Linked DNA regions of Homo sapiens: region 1 is linked to region 2. The links are chromatin contacts, found by Hi-C or POLR2A ChIA-PET in ENCODE. All regions are on one chromosome and are shown on one strand. The core of a region is the stretch at or near the end of the contact, and the rest is flanking DNA. Distances in the headings are between cores, read along the strand shown. Region 1 overlaps AEBP2 (AE binding protein 2). Region 2 overlaps PLEKHA5 (pleckstrin homology domain containing A5).

What was found. Hi-C counts contacts between places; a loop is a spot of excess contacts on that map. ChIA-PET counts read pairs that join two places held with the same protein, here RNA polymerase II (POLR2A). Pooled maps may share reads with other maps.
Region 1: a loop to region 2 is called in a pooled map, with 4 times the contacts of the local background. The contact joins two enhancer-like sites. A Hi-C loop is called at or near these places in 2 of 50 pooled maps. POLR2A ChIA-PET finds 5 or more read pairs at or near these places in 3 of 52 experiments (H1, T-cell and activated CD8-positive, alpha-beta memory T cell).

The regions. Positions count from the first base shown.
Region 1 is chr12:19,478,734-19,485,837 of GRCh38, forward strand. All of the region lies in intron 3 of AEBP2 (AE binding protein 2), which reads left to right. Among named protein-coding and RNA genes, the nearest start is that of AEBP2, 43 kb to the left of the region's middle. RefSeq lists a silencer at 4,122-4,416 and an enhancer at 4,130-4,631. Within about 2 kb of position 4,143, at least 8 of the 41 ENCODE cell types and tissues checked have a DNase peak (open chromatin) inside an H3K27ac peak, as active enhancers do.
Region 2 is chr12:19,269,134-19,276,468 of GRCh38, forward strand. It overlaps PLEKHA5 (pleckstrin homology domain containing A5), which reads left to right. Exons shown (of 32, transcript NM_001256470.2): 9 at 637-752; 10 at 1,055-1,072; 11 at 5,383-5,850. LOC124902892 (a long non-coding RNA gene) reads right to left here. Exons shown (of 3, transcript XR_007063235.1): 3 at 6,551-6,632. Among named protein-coding and RNA genes, the nearest start is that of PLEKHA5, 140 kb to the left of the region's middle. Within about 2 kb of position 4,983, at least 9 of the 41 ENCODE cell types and tissues checked have a DNase peak (open chromatin) inside an H3K27ac peak, as active enhancers do.

The sequences.
Region 1 (7,104 bases), core at 2,893-5,392, 210 kb after region 2:
TTCAGGAGCAGATTATTTAATTTCCATGTGTTTGTGTAGTTTTGAGGGTTCCTTTTGGAGTTAATTTCCAGTTTCATTCCACTGTGGTCTGATAGGATACTTGATATAATTTAGATTTTTTAAAAAATTTATAGAGACTTGTTTTGTGACCTATCATATGGTCTATCTTGGTCTATCCATGTCCTGATGAAAATAATGTATATCCTGGCCAGGCATGGTAGGTCTCGCACTTTGGGAGGCCGAAGCAGGTGGATTGCTTTAGCTCAGGAGTTTGAGACCAGCCTGGGCAACATGGCAAAACCTTGTCTCAACAAAAAATAAAAGAATTAGTTGAACATGGTGGTGCACACTTGTAGTCCTAGCTATGCGGGAGGCTGAAGTGGGAGGATTGCCTGAGCCTGGGAGGCAGAGATTGCCATGAGCCAAGATTGTGCCACTGCACTTTAACCAGGGTGACGGGCCTCAAAAAAAAGTATATTCTGCAGTTTTTGGTAGAATGTTCTGTAAATACTTGTTAAGTTAATTTGTTACAGGGTGTAGTTTAAATCCATTATTTCTTTGTTGACTTTCGGTCTTGATGACCTGTCTAATGCTGTCAGTGGAGTATTGAAGTCCCCCACTATTATTTGGAAAACTTACTTGAGGGGAATAACTGAGGAAAACTTCCCTGGCCTTGCTAGAGATGTAGATATCCAAATACAAGAAGCTCAAAGAACAGCTGAGAAATTCATCACAAAAAGATCATCACCTAGGCACACAGTCATCAGGTTATCTGAAGTCAGGATACAATTATTATTACATAATTATGTTGCTAGGATTATTATTATTTTACTGTGTTTATTGTGTTGCTGTCTATCCTATTTCTTAGGTTTAGTAATTATTTTATAAATTTGGGAGCTCCAGTTGGGTGCATATATATTTAGGATTGTTATTTTCCTGTTGGACTAATTCTTTTATTATTATTTAATGTCACCTCTTTGTGGGTTTTTTTTTTTTTTTTTTTTTTTTTTTTTTTACTATTGTTGCTTTAAAGTCTGTTATATTTGATATAATAATAGCTATGCCTGCTTGCTTTTGGTTTCTATTTGCATGGAGTATCTTTTTCCACCCCTTTACCTTAAGTTTATTTGAGTCCTTATGTGTTAGGTGAGTCTCTTGAAGACAGCAGATACTTGGTTGGTGGAATTTTATCCATTTTCCCATTCCATACCTTTTAAATGTAGCATTTAGGCCATTTACATTCGGTGTTAGTATTGAGATATGAAGTACTGTTGTATTCATCATGCTTGTTGTTGCCTTAATAGCTGTTTTTTTTTCTTCATTGTGTTATTGTTTTATAGGTCCTATGAGATTTATGCTTTAAGGAGATTCTTTTTGTCTTGTTTTTGTCATGGAGTCTCACTCTGTTGCCCAGGCTGGAGTGCAGTGGCACAATCTTGGCTCACTGCAACCTCAGCCTCTTGGGTTCAAGCAATTCTGCCTGCCTCACCCTCCCAAGTAGCTGGGATTATAGGTGCCCACCACCACGCCTGGCTAATTTTTGTATTTTTTACTAGAGACAGGGTTTCTCCATGTTGGCCAGGCTGGTCTTGAATTCCTGACCTCAGGTGATCTGCCCACCTCGGCCTCCCAGAGTGCTGGGATTACAGGCATGGGCCACTGCGCCCTGCCAAGGAGGTTCTATTTTGGTGTGTTTCGAGGTTTTATTTCAAGATTTAGAACTTCTTTTAGCATTTCTTGTAGTGCTGGCTTGGTAGTGACAAATTCTCTTAGCCTTTGTCTGAAAAAGACTTGATCTCTCCTTCATTTATGAAGCTTAGTTTTGCTGGATACAATATTCTTGGCTGATAATTATTGTTTCAGGCAGCAGAAGGTGGTACCCCAGTCTCTTCTGGCTTGTAAGGTTTCTGCTGAGAAGTCTGCTGTTAATCTGATAGGTTTTTCTTTATAGGTTATCTGATGCTTTTGTCCCACAACTCGTAATATTCTTTCCTGCATCTTGACTTTAGATAACCTGATGACTGTGTGCCTAGGTGATAATATTTTTGGGAGGAATTTCTCAGTTGTTCTTTGAGCTTCTTGTATTTGGGTGTCTACCTCTTTAGCAAGGCCAGGGAAGTTTTCCTCAGTTATTCACCTCGAGTAAGTTTTCCAAACTTGTAGATTTCTCTTCTTTCTCAGAAACACCAGTTATTCTTAGGTTTGGTTGTTTGATGTAATCCCACATTTCGTGGAGACTTTGTTAATTTTTTTTTAAGTGTCTTTTCTTTGTCTTTGTCTGATTGGGTTATTTCGAAAGCCTTGTCTTTGAGCTCTGAAATTCTTTCTTCTACTGTTATTGAAACTTTGCAGTGCATCCTTTTTTTTTTTTTTTTTTTTTTTTTTGAGACCGAGTCTCACTCTGTTGCCCAGGCTGGAGTGTAGTGATGCTATCTCCACTCACTTCAACCTCCGCCTTCCAGGTTCAAGTGATTCTCTTGCCTCATCCTCCCGAGTAACTGGGATTACAGGTGCCCACCACCACACCCAGCTAAGTTTTGTATTTTTTTAGTAGAGGCAGGGTTTCATCATGTTGGCCAGGCTCGTCTTGAACTGCTGACCTCAGGTGATCCACCCGCCTCTGCCTCCCAGAGTGCTGGGATTACAGGCATGAGCCACTGTGCCTGGCCTTCAGTGCGTTTTCTGTTTCTCTTAAGTGTGCCTTTTATTTCTAGAAGTTGTGATTGTTGTTTCTTTTCTTTTCTTTTTTTTTTTGTGAGGCAGAGTCTTGTTCTGTCACCCAGGCTGGAGCGCAGTGGTACAGTCTTGGTTTATTGCAACCTCCCACCTTCACCTCCTGGGTTCAAGTGATTCTCATGCCTCATCCTCCCGAGTAGCTGGGATTACAGGCACTTGCCAACATGCCTGGCTAAATTTTGTATTTTTAGTAGAGACGGGGTTTCACCGTGGTGGCAAGGCTGGCCTTGAACTCCTGAACTCATTTGATCTGCCTGCCTCAGCCTCCCACAGTGCTGGGATTACAGGCATGAGCCACGGTGCCCAGCCTCCAGTGCATTTTCTGTTTCTCTAAGTGTGACTTTTATTTCTAGAAGTTGTGATTGCTGTTTCTTTATGATATTTTTTCTCTGGAGAATTTTTCATCCGTATCCTGTATTGTTGTCTTTAATTTGGTTTTCACCTTTCTCTGATATCTCCTTGAGTATCTTAATAATCAACCTTCTGAATTCTTTATCTGGAAATTCAGAAATTTATTCTTGGTTTGGATACATTACTGGGGTTATAGAACCCTGTTTTGTCATATTACCAGAATTACTTTTCTGGTTCCTTCTCATTTGTTTAGACTATTTCGGTGGAAAAGACTGGATCTCAGGGCCTGCTGTCTCCCACTTCCTCTAGGGATGGGGCTTCCTGAGAGCTGGACTGCAGTGATTGTTATTGCTCTTCTGAGTGTAGCCATCCAGCAGCAGGGCTACTAGGCTCTGGGATGGTGCTGGGGAATGCCTACAAGGAGTCCTGTGATGTGATTCATCTTCAGGTCTCCGAGCTGTGGATACCAGCACCTGCTCTGCTGGAGGTGGCAGGGGAGTGAAGTGGACTCTTTGGTGGTGTTCGGTTGTAGATATGTTGAGTGTACTTGCTTTCTTGAATACTGGTTATGCTAGCAATGAACTTGTAATGTGGACACACTCAGGACCTCTGGTTGGCCAGGATGTCGCAGGCAGTGGAATTAGCTGTTGTTTTCCGCTTCCTGGGATCTGGGTTATTCTGTCATGAGTTGCTCTAATGGCCTGAATTGGTTGGCCTCCAACCAGGAGGTGACACTTTGAAGAGTGCACCAGTTGCAGTAGTAGTTAAGTAGGGAGATTGCTTGCCCTAAGTTGGCCTGGGCAAGTATTTTGGCTTCTGGCGAGATGGGTGGGGCTATGTTTCCTGTTCTGCTAAAGGGGCAGGTAGAGAAATACCATCAGGTGGGAGCAGGGTTAGGCGGAACTGGGCTCAGACTCACTTTCATTAGGCGGGGCTTGCCACAGCCACTGTGGGAGATAGGGCGTTGGTTTTCAGGCCAGTGGGGTTATGTTCCATAGGGGATTTTGGCTGCCTCTGCTGTGTCATATAGTTCACCAGGGAAGTGGGGGGTTGTGAGAGTCCTGGTTGCGAGAGACCTCATTCAGCTCCCATGCAGTGGGTGAAGCCACTCTCACTCCCTTGGTGTACTGCTCAGACCTTGCCCCAGGCTTCCCTGCTGAGAAAGCAAGGCCTTCAGACCTCGCCCCTCCCCGTCTGCCTACTCTGTCAGCAGCTCTGCGCTGGTATCTGCAGCAGTTCCTGTTCCCTCGCCACCTCCCTTTTCTGCTCAAGAAAATCCATGTCCAGCTGAAATTGTTACTATCTCATTTAGAAGCTTCTTTTGCCCTGTTACCCTTCCCTAATTCTACTGGCTGTCTTCTGCTAGTACCCTTGTGAGATATAGTCGGGGATGGCTTCCCTGGGCTCTAGCTAGAGGCTGGGAATGCTTACAAGGCATTTCCCACTGCTGCTTCTACTTTTATATTTTGCACGTTCCCTTAAATCTGTTTCAGCCCTAGGTAAGGTTAAATCCGTCTCGTCTCCCATGATCTGGATTTTCAGATTCCCCAGTGGGGTTGTGTGTGTGGAGGCAGGTTTTCTCTCTCTTACACTTTGGGAACTCACAGTTTTTTACCTGTCTCACGGAATTTGCAGCAGTGTACCGCTTCTTTGAAAGGATCTGTGAATTTTTTCGGTTTGCCTGGTATATTCCTGGGGTGGTTCTTGAAGCAAAAGTTCACGGTGCGAGTCTCCACATGGTGTTCTCTCTGCCAAAGTGGGAGCTGCATGTTAGCCCTTTCTCCTATCTCCATCTTCCTCCTCCCGATTGTACCTTGCTTTTTGAATATACTTTATGCTGGGATCTTTTCATATCAGTTCATAGTGAATAGTCTCATTTTTTCAGCTTCATCGCTTTCCATTGTGTAATATTAGCGGTTTAACCAAACTTTGTAGATACACTTGGGTTGCTTCTTGTCTTATTGTTACAAATAGTGCTATAGTGATGAATCCTGAATATGTATCATTTTGTACATGTATAATTATGTATGTAGGAAAAATCCCCTAAAATGATGTGAGTGGGTGGATCAAAGGTTAATGTAAACATTGCTAATTTTGATAACTTGCCAAATTGTCGTTCCCTAGAGCTAGTGCCGTCATCAGTAATGTTAGAGTGTCTGCCTAATGTTGGAGTGTCTCCAAGGCTTTGCTGAGAGAGGATTGTCAAACTTTTGGATTTTTGCTAATCTCATAGGTGAGACATTACATCTTTTTGTTTGTTTGTTTGTTTTTTGTTGGGATACAGAGTTTGGCTCTGTCGCCCAGGCTAGATGGAGTGCAGTGGCATGATGTGGGCTCACTGCAACATCCACCTCCTCAGTTCAATTGATTCTCATGCTTCAGCCTCTGGAGTAGCTGGGATTACAGGCAGGCACCACAACGCCCAGCCAATTTTTTTTTTTTTTTTTTTTTTTTTGGTATTTTTAGTAGAGATGGGGTTTCACTACATTGGCCAGGCTGGTCTTGGACTTCTGGTGATCCGCCTCCCCTTGGTCTCAGAGAAGTTACATCTTAATAGTTTATTTTTTTGAGACGGAGTCTTGCTGTGCTCTGTTGCCAGGCTGGAGTGCAGTGGTGTGATCTCGGTTCACTGCAACCTCCGCTTCCCATGTTCAAGTGATTCTCCTGCCTCAGCCTCCCGAGTAGCTGGGACTACAGGTACCCACCACCACGCCCAGCTAATTTTTGTATTTTTAGTAGAAACGGGGTTTCACCATGTTGGCCAGGATGGTCTCGATCTCTTGACCTCGTGATCCGCCCGCCTTGGCCTCACAAAGTGCTGGGATTACAGGTGTGAGCCACCGCGCCTGGCCCATCTTAATAGTTTTAATTAGTATTTCTTTCATTATGGGTTAGGTTGAACATCTTTTCATATGTCTAACCGTTCAGATTTTTTTTCTTAATTTTTTTTTTAAGTAAGTGGTCTCTGAAGAAAAAAATGAAGGAGGTAGTAAATGAATAAATGAATGAATAAGTAAATCAATGGTCTAATTAATTTTCTGGGGCACAGGTCCTATTACTTTAACACCCCAGTGTTTCCTGTAGTCATACTGCAGATCTTGGCCGTGACATTTGCTGGAAATGTGACTGCGAACTGCTTTTTTAACTTCCTGTCTAATGTGTAGTTGGTAGTACTAATTACATCATGAAGTTCTTGTTCAGTGTGTGCACACTAAATATAAGAGATTATTTATTAAAGTAAAAGAATCATTTAAATCATTTACATCTTCATTGTATTTCCATGTGTGTATGTGTGTGTAAGTATATTTTAAGGCAGCCTTTCTGCTGGTTGATGATGATGTATATGCAGGTTAATTTCAAAGCCTATACAAATGTTTTGTGTTTTTTGTTTTTTCCAAATCCTCTTCTAGAAACTGTAGACGTTTCCTATTGGAGAGGGGAAAGAAATTGTCTTTGAAAGAAAAAAAGTTAAGGTATATGATTTAGTGAGGTATTGTTCCATACATGAATCATAGGAATTATTTAAATCAACAAAACATTGATGTCTGAAGTACCTGGCACTATGCTGGGCAATATGGAAACGAGGTAATGAGAAAAACAGAGTAGGCCGGGTGTCCTGGCTCATGCTGTAATCCCAGCACTTTGGGAGGCTGACACAAGCAGATTGCTTAAGCCCAGGAGTTTGAGACCAGCCTGGGCAACATGACGAAACCCTGTCTGTACAAAAAAAATACAAAAATTAGCCGGGCGTGTTGGCATGTACCTGTAGACCCACCTACTCAGGAAGGTGAGGTGGAAGGATCACTTGAGTCTGGGTGTTTGGGGCTGCAGTGAGCTGAGACTGCACTCCAGCCTGGGTGACAGAGAGAGAGAGAGAGACCCTGTCTCAAAAAAAAAAAAAAAAGAAAAGCAGGCCTCTATACTCAGGGAACTTGTAGTCTCTGGGTTTATACAGATCTAAAGAAACTTAAATAATGAAATGTAAGTTCTTCAATAGTGACCTATGAGATTCTCTGG
Region 2 (7,335 bases), core at 3,733-6,232:
TCCCAGCACTTTGGGAGGCTGAGGCAGGCAGATCACTTGAGGTCAGAAGTTCGAGACCAGCCTGGCCAACATGGCAAAACCCCGTCTCTACTAAAATACAAAAATTAGTTGGGCATGGTGGCACATGCCTGTAATCCCAGCTAATCGGGATGCTGAGGCAGGAGAATCGCTTGAACCAGGGAGGCAGATGTTGCAGTGAACCAAGATTGCTCCACTGCACTCCAACCTGGGCAACAGAGTGAGACTCTGTCTCAAAAAAAAGAAAAAAAAAAAAAAAGGTGTGAATTGCAGTAAATGGAAATTGCTAGAAATGTGGAGATGGAAGAGGCACCACTAAGTACTTCATTTCTCACCTCCTTTCCTTTCCATGCACTCTTTTTTTTTTTTATTTTTAATTTTAGAGTGTGCACACAACTAAAAGAAAGAGGGTAAAATTAAGGGGGAAATTAATATATATTTTTCAAGTTAATAGTTATATTTTTTCTTGATTCATTTCCATATCTCAGGTAAAAGATAAGTCTACTTTCTCTGAAATTTGATAGCAACGTTCTATGTCAGGAATCACTTACCTTTTTTTCTTTTTCTTTTACAGAATCCTATATTTTTATTTAAAATGATCGTGTCATTTTCAATCAGGCAGCCCATCCAAACATGCGGACCTATTATTTCTGCACTGATACAGGAAAGGAAATGGAGTTGTGGATGAAAGCCATGTTAGATGCTGCCCTAGTACAGACAGAACCTGTGAAAAGGTAAAGGCTTGTAGAAAAAATGATGGTGATTTCCACTTCCATTTTATTCCATGCCTTGCAAGTATTTCACTGTCATAGTACATATCATTTTAATAGTCATGGTATGAAATCATTTTTTCCTCAGAAAGCAAGGATCAATTCCTGTTCTGAATTAAATTAATACACATTTTGTTAGTTTGCGATACCACCTACATTTTTATTCCACTTTTCTTCTTTTTCTTCTTTATTCATTTTCACCTATCGGTGTACTGGGGTGAATCCAGAATCCTAACATTCAAACTGAATGTTCTTTCTTCTTACAGAATTACCTTTAATTTCCGGTGAGTACGTTTTTAATTGTTACCTTAAAGCTACACAGATTTTTATCCTTTGAGATAGTGTTTTTAAGATTCTAAATCTTAGAAGAGAGTTTATTTTTATGAAGTTAATTTGTGTTTTTCTGTAATAGTGTGTTGATGTTTCTAAAGTGTGATGAATTACAGTAAGAAACTTTGATAGTTTCATTTTTTCAACATTTCTGATTAATTTTTATTGTTTTTGTAATGAATGTCTCCAGAAAATAGTTCGTCAAGCATTTAGATTGTTTCCAAATCCACTTCTTGGTGAATTGTACCTTTTTTATATTGAAACTCCACTACTCAGATTCCTTGATAATATAGATAAGTGCTGTTAAAATTGACCCATGTATTTTTCCCTGCTTGAAGATACGAATCATTTTAATATTCTTCAGTATAGCTAGTTAGAGGAAATCTGATTCTCAGACTACATAAATACAAGTAGTATAATGTGCTTTTTAAAAAATATATATTCCTGTAATTCGAAGAAAAAATTATGATGCAAGTTAATTTTTCTTCCAGTCAGTGACAGCTGAGCACATATCTTATGTAAGAAAGATGCTAATGTGCATCTTTTTTCCCTCTTCTTTTTTTTCCCTCTTCTCAGGAAATTAGGGATTGTTACAGTATACATCTAGTCCTTTGTTTTTCTTATTCTAGTGTGCATTTTAATAAAGTCTTGGCTTTTTGGCTAAAAGACTTAGGTTGATGCTGTGTATTTGTGCTATTTTTGTAAATATCAAGTCTAAATCAAGTTACCCAATCACTAGTAATTAGAGCTGGGGAAAAACTGAAAAGAAAAGAGGGTCTAGGATATAGCTCTAGGACATCTATTTTTAAGAAAAACCACTTTTGCCACATGCATATTGCAGGATGAGAGCAGATAGAAGGAAAATCTGTTTTTGGAATTGCATGTGTAAAAATTACCTGAGTAGCATAAAGATGAGGTGGTTAGCACTGATAACGAGAGAAAATGTGTAGGTGAAGAGAATTCATTTAAAATCTTCAGGCTGAGCATGGTGGCTCACACCTGTAATTCTAGCACTTTGGGAGGTTGAGGGATCACTTGAGCCCAGGATTTTGAGATCAGCCTGGGCAACATGATGAAACACCATCTGTACCAAAAATACAAAAATTAGCTGGGCGTAGTACCACACTCTTGTAGTCCCTGCTACTCAGGAGGCTGAAGCATGAGGATCACTTGAATCAGGAGGTTGAGGCTGCTGTGAGCTGTGACTGTGCCACTGCACTCCAGCCTAGACAACGGAGTGAGACCCTGTCAAAAAAAAATAAAAATAAAACTTCAATACTTTTAACTTCAAAGCAAAATTTTTAGGAAATTGTTTAGAATACAGAAATCTGTATAATAATTAAAATATTTATGTCCAAATAATTTCAATATTGTATATTATACTTTTCTCAGAATTTCAGCATGTTTCTACTTTATTTTATTAAATTTACCACTCTAAAAACTGATAATTACTCGTAATTTGGGATGATAAAGATGGCAATTATTTGGCTTGGCTTTTGGCAACCTGATAGTTCACTAGTTAGGTGCTTATACAGTTTTCAGCCGTCTTTGTTAGTGTAATCTACTCAGACAAGATTTATTAATACCACCTGCGTGCCCAGCTTAGAGTCCGTTATCCTGTAGAAATTATGTGTTTTCTTCTACTCCTAGTTGTTGGCATTTTTATCCCACTCTATTAGATTTAGTCATTCAAAGTGAAAGTAAGTATAGAGAGATTTTGTTTGCTTGGTTTTAAGCTAATGCACTCATTTTGCTGTATGGCTCAAATACTTAAAATATTTATCAGAGCTTATCACTGTAATACAACATCCAGTTTTTAACTTGAGAGTTCATTCTCCCTAACTTTATAAAGTATTTCACCTGTTCACGATAATGTCATAGTCTCCTAGTGTGCAGATCATTGATGGCCCAAAGAAAAAAAAATCTAAGTATAATATGGATTCTCTGAATAATTTTCATCTCTAAGCCCATTATTTTCATTTTATATATCTCAGTGTATTTTCTGCAATAACTTAAATGTCACTTTTTAAAATTAGATCACAAGTTTTATATTATTTATGGTACCTTAGCATACTTTTCTGAGTCAGCTTTGTTCCATTTAGAGAAAAGTCATCATATGTGTCTTTTTGACTACTTTTTCAATGATAAATCTTGGGGAAAAAGAAAAAAAACCCACCACAGTTTTAATTTAAAATAATAGCTTTAGGCTGAGCACGGTGGCTCACGCTTGTAACCCCAATAATGTAGGAGGCCAAGGTGGGAGGATTGCTTGAGCCCAGGAGTTCAAGACCAACCTAGGTGACCAGTGAGACCCCGTCTCTAAAAAAATTTAAAAATTAGCTAGGTGTGGTGGCGTGTACCTATAGTCCCGGCTGCTCGGGAGGCTGAGAGGGAAGGATCACTTGAGCCCAGAAAGTTGAGGTTGCAGAGAGCCAAGATCACGTCACTGCACTCCCCCCTGGGTTATACGGCAAGAGACCTTATCTCAAATAATAATGATAATAATCATGATGACAGTAATAATAATAGCTTTAGATAGACTACAGTAAATATGTTTTAAAAATCTTTTCAGTTATTTTATGTTTAATGTTAAAATTCCTACCCTCCCAAATAGCAAGGGATACATATGCTTTTAGTGTAAATGTTCTATGCCTTCTTTGTTGTTCTTGTTTTGAGATGGAGTCTCGCTCTGTCGCCCAGGCTGGAGTGCAGTGGCACGATCTCAGCTCACTCCAAACTCTGCCTCTCAGGTTCAAGCAATTCTCCTGCCTCAGCCTCCCGAGTAGGTGGGATTACAGATGTCCTCCACCAAGCCAGCTAATTTTTTTTTTATTTTTCGTAGAGACGGGGTCTCACCATTTTGGCCCGGCTGGTCTCAAACACCTGATCTTAGGTGATCCACCCACCCTGGCCTCCCAAAGTGCTGGGATTACAGGCATCAGTGGCCACACCTGGCCAACTTTTATTTTTCAAGAGAAAGAAGCACATAGTCTATCTTAGTAAATTTTCCCAATGTCTAATGTTGCCTCCAATCTAGAAGCCATGGTTTATATTTAACCTAAATATATGGATGGTTCATAACTTTACTCCAAGAAAAATAGTCACCTTTTTTTTTTAATTTTTTTTCCTTGGTGACCATATTCCAAAGCTTCTAGATATCTTCATCTATAGTTGATTACAGATATATGTATATAGATCTACATCCTTTCCACACGTCATAAACATTGGCAGCATTACCACACCTAGTTTCTGATAGAAGCATTTTTATTTATTGGAATATGGAGGGTTGGCTGGCTCCTGAGAGGCCTCCTAGAGTGGCATGATCTTGGCAGTTTCGTGCAGGTTCACACACTCAGCTTGATCTTTTCAGAGTCTGGAAGTGATTAGGCTCAGGGAAAGACCTAGATATGGCAACTAGAATAGTGAGCAAGTACAACTGTCGAGTGACCTAGACACATGCTGTTAACGAGCTCATTCTTTCAGTGGCCAGGTGGACATGGGATGCCAGATTCTAACCCAAGATTGCTTGATGTGTTGGAATTATAATGGTAAAATAAGGTCTGTGCCAGCCACTCATTAACTCATCTGATTCTCACAAGAACCCTCTGATCTTGGTGGCACAATCATACCCATTTACCAAAGAGGAAGCATAGGCACTTTAAGTGTTCTGTACTTTGCCTGAAGACTCAGCTAGTAAGAACAGAGTTGCAAGCTGGACATGTGCAGTCAGACTCCAAGAGCTCTAAAATCATACTGAGTTCCTCTTGAATACAAACAAAAGGAGTTAATTATATGGTTCAGATCTTTGATAGCATCAGACTATGATTTCCTGTTGCAGCCATTTCCACAACCAGACTCATGTTTGTCTCATGAGTCAACAAGCAGCTAACCTTGGCTGGGAGCCATGTGGCTCCTTTCAAGGGACTATCTACTGTGGTCCTTTAAGTGTAGACTTTGTGGTTTAACTGTCATAAGGCAATCTTAATTTGCTTTATTTTCAGATTCCTAATGGTGGGAGCACACATCACTTTTTACGCTCTAGTTCTTTATGTTTTCTTTTTCCCCCTTTCTGTTTATACATTCTGGTGTTGTGCTTGAATGTTAATATCACAGCATTGGGTATTTGTGTAGACTTGTCCACTGTGACCCTTTCCAGTCCCCTGGCCCCCACCCCCGTAAAGTATAATTTTTCCTAGATTGAATCCCAGAAGTAATATGTACATTATTTCATCTGATTTACTATGATTTTCTTCTCTGATTTCAGAGTGGACAAGATTACATCTGAAAATGCACCAACTAAAGAAACCAATAACATTCCCAACCATAGAGTGCTAATTAAACCAGAGATCCAAAACAATCAAAAAAACAAGGAAATGAGCAAAATTGAAGAAAAAAAGGCATTAGAAGCTGAAAAATATGGATTTCAGAAGGATGGTCAAGATAGACCCTTAACAAAAATTAATAGTGTAAAGCTGAATTCTCTGCCATCTGAATATGAGAGTGGGTCAGCATGCCCTGCTCAGACTGTGCACTACAGACCAATCAACTTGAGCAGTTCAGAGAACAAAATAGTCAATGTTAGCCTGGCAGATCTTAGAGGTGGAAATCGCCCCAATACAGGGCCCTTATACACAGAGGCCGATCGAGTCATACAGAGAACAAATTCAATGCAGCAGTTGGAACAGTGGATTAAAATCCAGAAGGGGAGGGGTCATGAAGAAGAAACCAGGGGGTAAGTGTCTGTCTTGTCATTATGAACCCAGGTTTCTTTGATGCTGTGTTGGTGGAGATTGGTTTCTGAGCTACTGATTAAAATATTGGTTTAAATTGTGTTTTAGCTGTTATAGCTTCATTACTACGTCTTTTGTTTATAATGATCAGATATAAGTATTTATTCTCTGTCTCTTATGTTCTGTCACCCAACTTTGCTAATGGCAAGGAGTCATCCTTCCTGGCCAAGCACAAGGAAAGGCTTGGGTTACAGGCAGAGATCGAGTTTATTTGGGAGAGGGAGGGAGCAAGCCCTGTCCTCCCAACCCACCCCTGTCTTGTCCCCTGCCATTATCACCTCTTCTCTGACTGTCCTCCATTACCAGTTTCTGCAGGTTGGTACAATGCAAGGATCTCCTGAGACAAGTAATATGGAGGCAGCAAAGGCCTACTGCTCTCTAATTCCCAGTCTTATTCTTGGGCTTTCTTTAAATCAGAATGCACATAACTATTAAATTCAAGGCCAGGCGCAGTTTTTCGGCTTGTAATCCCAGCACTTTGGGAGGCCAAAGCAGGAGAATCGTTTGATGCCAGGAGTTTGAGACCAGCCTGGGCAACCTAGCAAGACCCTATCTCTGTAAAAAATTCTTAAAAATTAGCCAAGCATAGTGGTGCATACCTGTAGTACCTACTACTTGGGGGAAGTTGAAGTGGGAGGATTGCTTGAGCCCAGGAGTTGGGAGCTGCAGTGAGCTATGACTGTGCCAGTGCACTCCAGCGTGGCAGCACAGTGAGAACCCAACTCTAAAAAAAAAAATGTAAATATATTTATATGAGCATTTATTCATTTTTGCATGCACCTTTTCTTAATATATTTATTTTGCAACTACTATATGCTAATTGTGGGACCGCAAAGTAAAATAATGAAAAGATACAGTCCAGATACTCACAGAGATAATTCTCTAGTAGAGGAGACAATTGAATAAGTAGATGCAATTTAGTGTGACAAATACAATGAAGGCAGACCAGGGTGCTGTAGGAACACATTTCGGGACAACAGCACAATCTTAAGGATTCAGAGTCTAGGAAAACCTTTGTAGAGGAAGCAAAACACAAGCAGTGATACGAAGAATAACATGCATATTATGGCTTAGATATGCAAAGCGCCAGGCTTGGTAGAGAACAGAAGAATCAAAAGAAATCCAGTATGACTTGATTGTAACTGGGGAATCAATGAGTGAAGAACAGGCTAGAGACATAAGCTAGGAGAGAGAGATTCAGATTGGTGTCTCAGAAATCTGGATAATAAATTGGAGAAAGTTCAAAAGTTACTTAAGTGATTGAAGTGAGAAGAGGATGAGGATGTATTCGGGATATAATTGACAAGTCTAGTTGATTGCTTTGATGTGCTTGATTGCAAACTCGTCTTGCTCAAGATTAAGTTTGGTGCCGGGCAAGGTGGCTTGAGTCTGTAATCCCAGCACTTCGGGAGGCCAAGGCGGGCAGT